Linked DNA regions of Homo sapiens: region 2 is linked to region 1. Evidence: chromatin loops called from intact Hi-C (ENCODE). Cell type or tissue: heart left ventricle. All regions are shown on one strand. Links, peaks and the distances in the headings refer to the core of each region. The heading gives the core; the rest is flanking DNA. Region 1 holds the start of LINC02194 (long intergenic non-protein coding RNA 2194). Region 2 overlaps PRKCB (protein kinase C beta).

The links. Peaks named below come from ENCODE experiments on the same cell type or tissue, not always from the same donor. Only the 100,000 strongest peaks of a DNase experiment are listed, where the experiment ranks them.
Region 2: it touches region 1 in a loop (4-fold over the local background); 2 of 110 quality-filtered maps call a loop at or near these places.

The regions. Positions count from the first base shown.
Region 1 is chr16:24,232,705-24,238,084 of GRCh38, reverse strand. It overlaps LINC02194 (long intergenic non-protein coding RNA 2194), which reads right to left and starts at 1,981. Exons shown (of 4, transcript NR_146569.1): 1 at 1,949-1,981. In heart left ventricle, for the core only: no CTCF peak of the experiment used is centred there; no DNase peak of the experiment used is centred there.
Region 2 is chr16:24,172,564-24,177,943 of GRCh38, reverse strand. PRKCB (protein kinase C beta) reads right to left here. Exons shown (of 17, transcript NM_002738.7): 12 at 3,364-3,426. Among named protein-coding and RNA genes, the nearest start is that of MIR1273H, 28 kb to the left of the region's middle. In heart left ventricle, for the core only: no CTCF peak of the experiment used is centred there; no DNase peak of the experiment used is centred there.

The DNA.
Region 1 (5,380 bases), core at 297-5,296:
AGTAGCCCTGATAGATTAAGATATTTACTTACTGGTTTGTTTTCTTATCACCTGTTTGCTATGCTGGAGTACAAGTGCAAAAGCCTCATCTGTCTTCTTCTTAGGGCCTGGCATGGAGAGTGGTATATTGCAGGGGCTCCAAAATACATGTTGAATCAATGAATCAATAACGACCTCACCCTTGCAGCCTCCTAGCTGTGTGTTCTGGACAATTTTAAAAAAATAATAAAGACAGGGTATCACCATGTTTTCCAGGTTGGTCCTGAACTCCTGGCCTCAAGTGATCCTCCCTATCTGCCTCCCAAAGTGCTGGAATTACAGGTGTGAGTCACCATGCCCGACCCCTCTGGACAACTTAAGTATTTGAGCTCAGTTCCAAAAATGAAAATGACAATACTGCTGGCTGGGCGCAGTGGCTCACGCCTGTAATCCCAGCACTTTGAGAGGCTGAGGAGGGCGGATCACCTGAGGTCGGGAGTTCAAGACCAGCCTGACCAACATGAAGAAACCCTGTCTCTACTAAAAAAAAAAAAAAAAAAAAAAATACAAAAAATTAGCCAGGTGTGGTGTCAGGTGCCTATAATCCCAGCTACTCCGGAGGCTGAGGCAGGAGGATCACTTGAACCCGGGAGGCGGAGGTTGTGGTGAGCTGAGATTGTGCCACTGCATTCCAGCCTGTGCAACGAGAGCAGAACTCCATCTCAAAAAAAAAAAAAAAAAAGAAAGAAAGAAAAAGAAAGAAAGAAAAGAAAAGAAAATGACACTATTATGTTGTTTTTGAGCAAAAAAAGAAAAAAAGAATAAAATAAAATAAAATAATGCAGGTAGAGACCTTAGCCCTCAAGAAGTAGTACCACGAATCATCATCATCATCCATATTATTTAAACGTAAAAGCACTCTCAGAAAGGCAAGTGGAAAGTCTCCCAGACAAAGTTTTATAAGAGTGAAGTTTATTCATTTTGGAGTCAAATCAGACAAGTCAAGCAGCTAATTTTTAATTTAATTTTTTTTTGCCAGGGTTCAAGGAGTGATCAAGTTTTACAGGAACTAATTCACACTAACCATTTCTAATGGCAATCATTTATTGTTATCTTTCACTGTTCTGGAAATTAACTGGGATCAGCTATGTGGTTCTTGCTCAGAATCCTTCCCTGGTTGTGGTTAGATGGTGCTGGGACTGAGGTCATCTCAAAGGCTTTCCCACTCACATATCTAGTGATTGTTGCTGGCTGCTGGGTGGGACTTTAGCAGGGGTTATCAGAAGGAGCACCTCTCCATGGCTTCTGTGTGGCTTGAGCTTCCTCACAGCATGGTGGCTGGGTTTCAAGAAGGAGCATTGCAAGACATGGAGCCATGTAGAAGTTCTAAAGCCTTTCCTAACCTAGCCTTGACATCACAATGCATTATTTATGCCACATTCTACTCATTAGAAGCCAGACCATATTCAAGGGGAAGGGAAATTAGTCTCTACCTCTTGATGGGATGAGCATCAAGGAACTGGACATGTTTTAAGACCATGATACCAATCAAATTGATAGAAAATTGATGTATGGATCAGGTAATTCTTTAACAATTAACAATAATAAATATGATTGTCAAATGGATCAGGACATTCATATCAGCTCATCAATGCATTCTTTCTCCTGATAGGCATTATAGTATGATGACTAAGTTGTAGTTCTGAATTTATACTGAGCAAGATTAAAATGCTATCCACCTATTAATTTTGTGACTCTAGGCAAGTTCCTTGACCTCTCTAAGCAGGTTTCTTCTTTGGAGAGTGGATGAAGAGTGCTGGCACATGGGGAGCATTCAATATATGGTGATGACCATTGTAAGCTCCTACTTCTCCCTCAAGTCAAGTCCTTTGTTACAGATGCTCTAACCAGACATAAGGCATGCTTATTTCTAAAGAGGAGGCAAGGATGGAGGGCTCCTTGTCCTTACCTGGGTCACCTGTGGGACTTGACTTCCACTCTCCTCATCATGCTGACAGTTCTCAAGTGGGCCCCTCTAAAGGCTGGATTCCAGGCTGCTGGGGTGGGTGAGCATGGCAACATCCTCATCACAGCAGGCACGTGGCCAGGGACTCAGATCTGCCAGTGTGGGCGCCAACACTCTCTCCCCAGAAAAGCTGCTTGAAGGCATAGACTAGGGGAAGGGAAGATTAAAAATAAAGAGTGGTCATGTTCAGTTTTGAAATTAAAAGAGAGGCATGGACTCAAAGGCCCTTCAATTCTCTTGGCTTTGGGAGGAAGAGGGTGCTGAGTAGGGGGGACATGGTCGGGGAGCACCACGGGGCTTCCTTTCCCCAGAACCCTAATTCATGGGAACACCCAGAACTGGGCAACTGCATCTCATGGCTCACAGTTGTGGTCTCGCCTGAAACATAAATGTTTCATTTGCTTTGCAGGGTTTGTGAACTAGCAGTCTTGGTGTTTATTTTGTTTGTCCCTTACAGAGATTTTAAATTCTAAATTGTAAATGAGTTTCAATTGAGCATTGGCTTTCCAGTTAGCTCCAGAACTCCGTATTATCTGCGTCCAGCCTGCTCTCATCATCTACATCGTATACTTTCCTGGCTTCAATGATAGACATTCAGTTTGGTTGCATCCTACTTGCTTTGTGCTTTCTCTGCTCTTACAATGTCTCAAACTTACATGTATGGAGCACCCAGTGTATTATCAGTTATAACCTCAATTACTACCCCAGAAACCCTACAAGAGAGGGATCGTCACTCCATAGAGAAGGCAGCTAAGGATCACAAGAACTGACTTACCTGAAAGAGTATGGTTTGTGAAAATGGTAGAGCTGGTATTTGGATCCAGGTAGTATCATTTAGGCTTTGTTTCAGTTGCAAGTGGCAGAAAATGCACTTCAAATTGGTTTAATTCAAGGGAAAAAAAGGATAGCAATCGATTGGCTCAAGTAGCTGAGAAGTCCAGGCATGCCTGAATCCAGGAGTTCAAACTCCATCTCTCAGCTCCAGTTGCCTCTATGTTGCACCATTTTGAGGCCAGACCTATCCTTGCGGTGGCAAAGTGGTTCCTAGTACCTCCTAGCCAAGAACCTATCCTCTCACCCACCCCAGTCAGGAAGAGAGAGCTTTTATTTCCCAATAGCTCTATCTATCTATCTATCATCTATTTAATGCCCAGAGCGTGATGACTCAGACAAGAATAGAATCACACAAGTGGCCAGGCATAGTGACTCATGCCTACAATCCGAGTGATTTAGGAGGCTGAGGCGGGAGGATTGCTTGTGCCAAGGAGTTCAGCACCAGCCTGGGTAACATAGCAAGATCCCATCTCTACAAAAATATAAAAAATTTAGGTGAGCTTCGTGATATGCACCTGTAAGTCCCAGCTACTTGGGAGGTTGAAGCAGGAGGCTCGCTTGAGCCCAGGAGTTCGAGGTTGCAGTGAGCAAAGATTGCACCACTACACTCCAGCCTAGGTGACAAAGAGAGATCCTGTCTCAAAAGGAAAAAAGAAAAAAAGGACATAATCACCTCAGAACCAATCATTATGGCCAGAGGTATAAGATTGTCAGAGGTGTGAGAACCAGAGCAACTCCATCTTGAATAGGGACTGGGTAAAATAAGTCTGAAGCCTACTGGGCTGCATTTCCAAACGATTAAGGCATTCTAAGTCACAGGATGAGATAGGAGGTTGGCACAAAATACATGTCATAAAGACCTTGCTGATAAAACAGGTTGCAGTAAAGAAGCAGCCAAAACCCACCAAAACCAAGATGGCCACAAGAGTGACCTCTGGTTGTCCTCATTGCTACATTCCCACCAACGCCACGGCAGTTTACAAATGCCATGGCAACATCAGGAAGTTACCCTATATGGTCTAAAAAGGGGAGGCATGAATAAGCCACCCCTTCTTTAGCATATAACCAAAAAATAACTGTAAAAACGGGCAACCAGCAGCCCTTGGGGATGCTATCTATGGAGTAGCCATTCTTTCATTCCTTTACTTTCTTAATAAACTAGCTTTCACTTACTGTATAGGCTCTCCCTGAATTCTTTCTTGCATGAGAGCCAAGAATCCTCTTTTGGGGTCTGGATTGGGACCCCTTTCCTGTAACAAGATGAGTTTAGGTCATAGTCTCCTGCTTGAAGCCTTGGGTAGGGTTAGGCCCACCTGAATCACAGTGAGCAAGAATGAGGGATGGAACAGGAAAGATGTGTTCTTTCCAGAAGGGAAAATGTCCACTACCTAAGCTAGCAAAGAAGCTTGTTTCCTTTACTATAGGCTTCAGAGGTCTTGAGCACCTTCCGTTAAGGGTGATTAGGTAAACACATCATACACTAAATGGGGCTGCTCCTACAACCCTAGTATCCAGAGGAAGTTGACTCTATGTGCTGATCTTTTAGAAAACACTTGTCATTATTGTCTTTCCAGAATCCATTACCCTTTCTTTTTATTTTTTTTTGGGGGGGTGGGGCGGGCAGGGACTGAGTTTCGCTCTTATTGCCTAGCCTGGAGTGCAATGACACGATCTCGGCTCACTGCAACCTCAGCATTCTGTGTTCAAGTGATTCTCCTGCCTCAGCCTCCCAAGTAGCTGGGATTACAGGCATGCACCTTCACACCAGGGTAATTTTGTATTTTTAGTAAAGATGGAGTTTATCCATGTTGGTCAGGCTGGTCTCGAACTCCCGACTTCAGGTGATCCACCTGCCTGGCCTCCCAAAGTGCTGGGATTACAGGCATGAGCCACCACATTGGCCCCTTTCTTCTTTTAATTACACCACCATTTTCTTCTGGGAAACTGCCCATTTCCCAAGCAATTCAAAGGGATTATCTCTTACCTCTACCCTACTTCAGGGGCAAGTACGGTGACTCAAGTTTGGCAAGTCTGATATTTATCCTCTGGGCTAAGATAATTAAGTTAGAGATAAATATTCAAGCTGAGGCAATAAAACCCAGTCTCAGAACTTTTTTTGGAACTACTGAAAAAAATAAATTCTCCTTCCATTGGTATTACTAAGACTTGAGGATGGTGGTTGGAGATTCTGGGAGCCACCAAAGAAAATAAAGCCATGGTGAAAAAAATAGATGAAGGTGGAGAGTAACAGCTTTCTCATATTGCGTGAGTCCATAGACCCATTTGTACCTGAAGCCAGAAAGACCTAAGGCCTCTTTAGTTACCTAAACAAATATACAACCATTTTTCCCTTTTAATTGCCTTAGTTTGAGGTGGGTTTTGCCACTTGTGACCCTAAGAAGGTCAAACATGTAGGGTTTTTTTTGTTGTTGTTGTTTGTTTTGTTTTGTTTTGTTTTTCTTAGACGGAGTCTCGTTCTCTTGCCCAGGCTGGAGTGCAGTGGCGCAATCTTGGCTCACTCTGTCTCCTGGGTCCAAGGCA
Region 2 (5,380 bases), core at 232-5,231, 60 kb after region 1:
TTCCATCAGCGTTCTCGATGGTGAGCAACAAAAACCAACTATGATGATTTTTACCTGAAAAGGAATTCATCAAAGGATATTGGGGAGCTCATAGAATCTTTGAGGAGACTGAAGAACCAGATTAAGAGTCTATACAGCCTGAAACAATGCCTAACTGCAACTCAGGGCTTGTCCAGTGACACCACCACCCAAGCTGCCATGGGACACACACATCACCCCTTGTTCCACGAAGCCCTAATGCTGGACTCTGCCTATTGCTATTAAGACCCTCTTCTCTTGCCTCTGGAAAGTAGTTGCTGATAATTACTATGGTCACTCTTGATTCTATGCTTTCTGCTTCCTTGGCCGCTAGTTTCTGATTCAAGGTCTTGAGTAAGTATGACCAACTGTCAGAGCTTGGGTTGTGTGCCTGCCCTGGCTACAGGTGGGCTGTGAAATGAGTATCTGTCATTTTCATTATTTATAGTAGAAGATTGACTCTGTTCTTCCACATACACAAAAGAAGGGTTCAGATGCAGACTGGCTTAAAAGATTGATAAATACCCCTTTAAAGACCATATTAATAGTGGAAGATGAAAGGGAGAGTGTGTAGTTAGTTTAGGAAAAGGGGCTTTGGAATAGGTATCATCTTAGCACCTGAAATGCTAATCTTTTAATTTTACCACCTGCCTGGCCAGTGAGCCGGATCCATGGATCCCAGATCCCAGTGCGGCTTCCTGATTGATTAGAAACTAGCCCTGAATCACAACTCAATTGACCGGAACACTAATTATTTCCTCTCCTGTTTCCTACAATGGGAGTGGATTTTCTTCCAATAAACTTGTAGTTCCATATTTAATCTTCTCAAGAACCCAGTTGGTTCTATTTTAGTAGAGGCACATCCCACATAGGAGTTAGGTCCTAATGTCAGCACCCAAGTTGAAAATCATGTAGAGTGAAAAATCACCCATGATGCCTGTCTCTTTGGTTAAGCACCAGCTGAAGTCATCGGCTTGAATTTAGGGATCATGTCATATGGCGGATCATGTGTACTTTTTTTTTTTTTTTTTGAAATGGAGTTTCATTCTTGTTGCCCAGGTTGGAGTGCAACGGGGTGATCTCAGCTCACTGCAACCTCTGCCTCCCGGGTTCAAGCAATTCTCCTGCCTCAGCCTCCCGAGTGGCTGGGATTACAGACATGTGCAACCACACCCAGCTAATATTCGTATTTTTTAGTAGAGATGAGGTTTCACCATGTTAGCCAGGCTGGTCACCAACTCCTGACCTCAGGCAATCCGCCTGCCTCGGCCTCCCTATGTGTTGGGTTTACAGGCATGAGCCACTGCGCCCAGCCTCATGTGCACCTTTCAAAACCAGAATAATATTCAGCACAAAAAGATGTTGTCACTATGAGAGTCAAAAGAGAAACTAAGGGAATTAGAGGATTTCCATGTGCCATTTCATGCACACATAGTGAACGTGTTCATTGAGGGCAAACATGGGCATGGGCAGAATGATCATACTATTTAAAATTTAAATTCTTCTTTTTTTAGAGACATGGTCTTGCTCTGTTGCCCAGGCTGGAGTGCAGTGGCACAATCATAGCTCACTGCAGTTTCGAACTCCTGGGCTCAAGTGATCCTCTTGCCTCAGCTTCTAAATTCTTCTTCTTCTCTCTATTTTTACATTTTCACTAGGATCACCCACATGCCAAGTAAAACCACTCCTCTTCTTGACCTTCTTCCCTCCATCATTAGGAGAAAGTAGGAATGGCGGGGACTTTGTGCCCTCAGAATAAGATCATCCTTCCCCCTATAGATTCCATATCACCACTTCAGGTGTGACTAAAAGCCCCAGGACTCTGAAAGCCTCTGACAAGGTCCCCACTTCCCATTTCTCCATCCTACCAGCATCCCATAGCCTGGCCTCCGCTATCTGCCTTGTACTTACCAGGGCTAATCTTAACATGCCTTTTTTTTTTTTTTTTTTTTTTGAGACAGGGTCTTGCTGTGTCACGCAGGCTGGAATGCAGTAGTATGATCACAGCTCATTGCATCCTTGAATTCCTGGGCTCAATTGATCCTCCCACCTCAGCCTCCTGAGTAGCTAGGTCTATAGGTATGCACCATCACACCTGGCTAATTTTATTTTATTTTTAGAGATGTGGGCCTCACTATGTTGCTTAGGCTGGTCTGGAGCTCCTAGCTTGAAGCACCCCTCCTGCCTCAGCCTCCCAAAGCGTTGGGATTACAGGTGCTAGCTACTGTGCCCAGCCCCCTCATGCCTTTTAATCCCATATCCCGCAGTTAAGGCAAAAGGCCCAGGACTCTCAAGTCACCCCTAACTCTCCAGGCCCTCATCATCATGCTCTCTACAGAATGAGAGAGAACCCTCCAACACCCAGTGTACACCAGCACCCTCCCCTGCTTGATTTATCTCCATAGTACTTATCACTACTTGGCAGACTATGTTTTTATGATTCACTTATCTAACTCCCACCATGAGAAAGATAAACTCCACGGGGGCAAGGGGTTTCATCTGTTTTATTCACTTCTGTATGCCCACCACCCAGAAGAGTGCCTAGAATATAGTAGGATTTGATAAATGTGTGTCAAACACATGAATGGAAGAGACTCTTGTGGTTCTTCATAATCTTTGAAATAGACCCCCACCCATGCCAAATGCTATTTGGAGGCCTCATACCTTGCAGCCTCTCTTGCATAACAAACCAGCCCAAGCCTGCCCTGGCTATGCCATTTGCATCAATGTAGTACAAGGAGAATTGTACGCCCTGGACTTGCTGACAAATAGCAGCCTCGGGTGCAATCGTCTGCCTTGCATGAAATATAAAATGGTATGACTCATGCAGCTATGATCATCCATTTGCTCCTCCAAAAACCAGCAAATGCCAAGTCCTGAACTTAATCCTGTCTTTCAGGGCAGCCACTCAGAGATCCATTTCCAAGTTGTACTTACATAGCAGAAAAAAATAAATAAATAAAAAATGTTTCATAATAATGTGATCCATCACATTCTGCCAGCCAAAATTCTTTGCCTGCTCCTCAAATGTAGGGTCCACAAGCAAGAGAAAGAAGTACTGAGGTCCTCTCTGTGAGTCTCCTCTTAGAGCAAACAGTCTCCTGTTTGAGGCTCTGAACCATCATTGGTGACACAGTCCACCGAGATTTTCTACCACCATATAGAGCTGCCCAAACTTTGCCAGGGCAGTGGGCGATGCTGCCTGGCAGAACACATGCCCAAGTTAGTTCTGGAGGATTCCTCCCCCACCGCGGATTCTAATTTTAAAAGCAGCTGAAGAAAGAGGCAGGGCAGGGAGGAGCTGAGGGAGATGAAGAGATGGAAAGTACAGCAGTGTTCACTTACCGGTAAATGATGCCCTTACTCTGTAAGAAGAACAGACCGATGGCAATTTCTGCAGCGTAAAATCTGAAATTAAAAAAAAAAAAAAAGCGATGGAGAAACTCAAGGACACCATATGCTTGGCAATGCTCAGAATTCAATACAATATTGAACTAGGTGTAGGACATTAAAGAACCCATGGATGGTCAGCTATATAGCTCATAAAGTGCTGAAAGTACAGATGGATTCAAAGGGTGGTTTAGAGGGTGATGGGGTTGCCTTAAGGACAAACTGGGGGTAGGCAGAAGTTCAGCAATTGTATAGTGGAGAAGGGGACATGGGATATGATGAACTGGATGAAGGATTATAGTTTCACTAGCTGGGCAACATAGTGAGACCTTGTCTCTACTAAAAATAAAAGAAAAAAAATAACTGGGTGTGGTGGCACATGCCTGTGATCCCAGCTACTCGGAAGGCTGAGGCAAGAGGATCGCTTGATCCCAGGTGATCAAGGCTGCAGTGAGCTATGGTCAGGACCAATGCATTCCAGTCTGAGCAACAGAGTGAGACCCTGTCCCCCACCCCCCCAAAAAAGAGAGAATTATACTTTCAGACTATATAGCAAGTTAAATTATCTTAACAATAGCAGCTAACATCTGTTGAAGGTTTACCATCTCCCCAGCACCATTTTAGGCATTACCTGACTTAATCCTAATAACAATCCTGTAAGGTAGGTCCTACTAGTATCTCCCCATTCCTCAAATGAGGAAACTGAGGGTTAGAGAGATTAACTTGGGCAAGTTATATAGTGAATGAATGGCGCAGCTGGAATAAGAAACAACATCTGTCTAAAGTGTAACCTCTTATTGAAGGTCAGCACAGAAAGAAAGAGGTTTCAAGAGAACTGGGAAGCCCAGTTATGCCACAAAGGTTGGGCAGGGCTTTGGGGAACTATGTAAAGTGTCTTGACATGTCTTGTGTGACAATGGAATTAAAGCCTGTGGTCAATTAGATGTTAGAAGTAAAAGCAAAGCTAGTCCTATTAGAGTCATGCCAGGAGATACAAATGGCTAGATTTGGAAGCACAAGAATAATGCAAATCCTATCAGAACATAGTGCTCACAACCTGTCCAGGTGGGAGGAGAGGGGGCAAGCTGAACTGGGTAGGAGCCACCAAGCCTCTAGTATGACAAGGTGGGGTTCTAGATGAGCTCTGGGGGCTCTCTGGAGAGGCAATAAGATCTTAGAAAACTCCCCAGGAGAGGTTATCATTGCTAATTCCTATAACTTGCCATGTTCCTAAGCAGGGGAATGACATGATGAAATCTGTGTTCTAAAAAGAAGAGACTGTAGCTGCCTTTTGAACCGAAGGGGATGGAATTGACTCAGCAGAGGAAACACATTTCCAACAACCCAGAATCAGTCTCCCCATCACAGGAACCACAGACCATTGCCACCGAGCACCTTGATCCTTCACCCCCATGGAGTGAAGGCATCTAAGACGGAGAGTGGTGTAAGATAAAGAACATGGGCAAAGAAAAACCGGGGTCAGAATTTGGGAACTGCTTCTTACTAGCTCCATGATTTTGGGCAAGCTTTCAAAACCTTGCATCTCCATTTCCTTGTTTGTAAAGCAGGGATGGTAGCATCTCCCTCCCAGAGTTATTCTCAAGGTTAAGTGAGACGATGTTTGTTAAGCACTTAGGGCCTGGCTTATAGTAAGTTCTCAATAAATATTAGCAAATGGACACATAAAATCTACAATGATAATCCCCAAGGAAGATATAGGGCCTTTCTAAGCAGTCAGGGACATGAATTAGAAATAAATAAATAGCTGTGGTTTTAGAGCTTTGAGTTTTGTTTTATTTTTAGGAGAGACTACAGCTGTGCGCCACCATGCCCAGCTAAGTTTTTTATTTTTTATAGAGACGAGATCTCGTCATGGTGCCCAGGCTGGCCTCTAACTCCTGAGCTCAAGTGATCCTCCAACCTCAGCCTCCCAAAACACTGAGATTACAGGTATGAGCCATGGTGTCTGTCT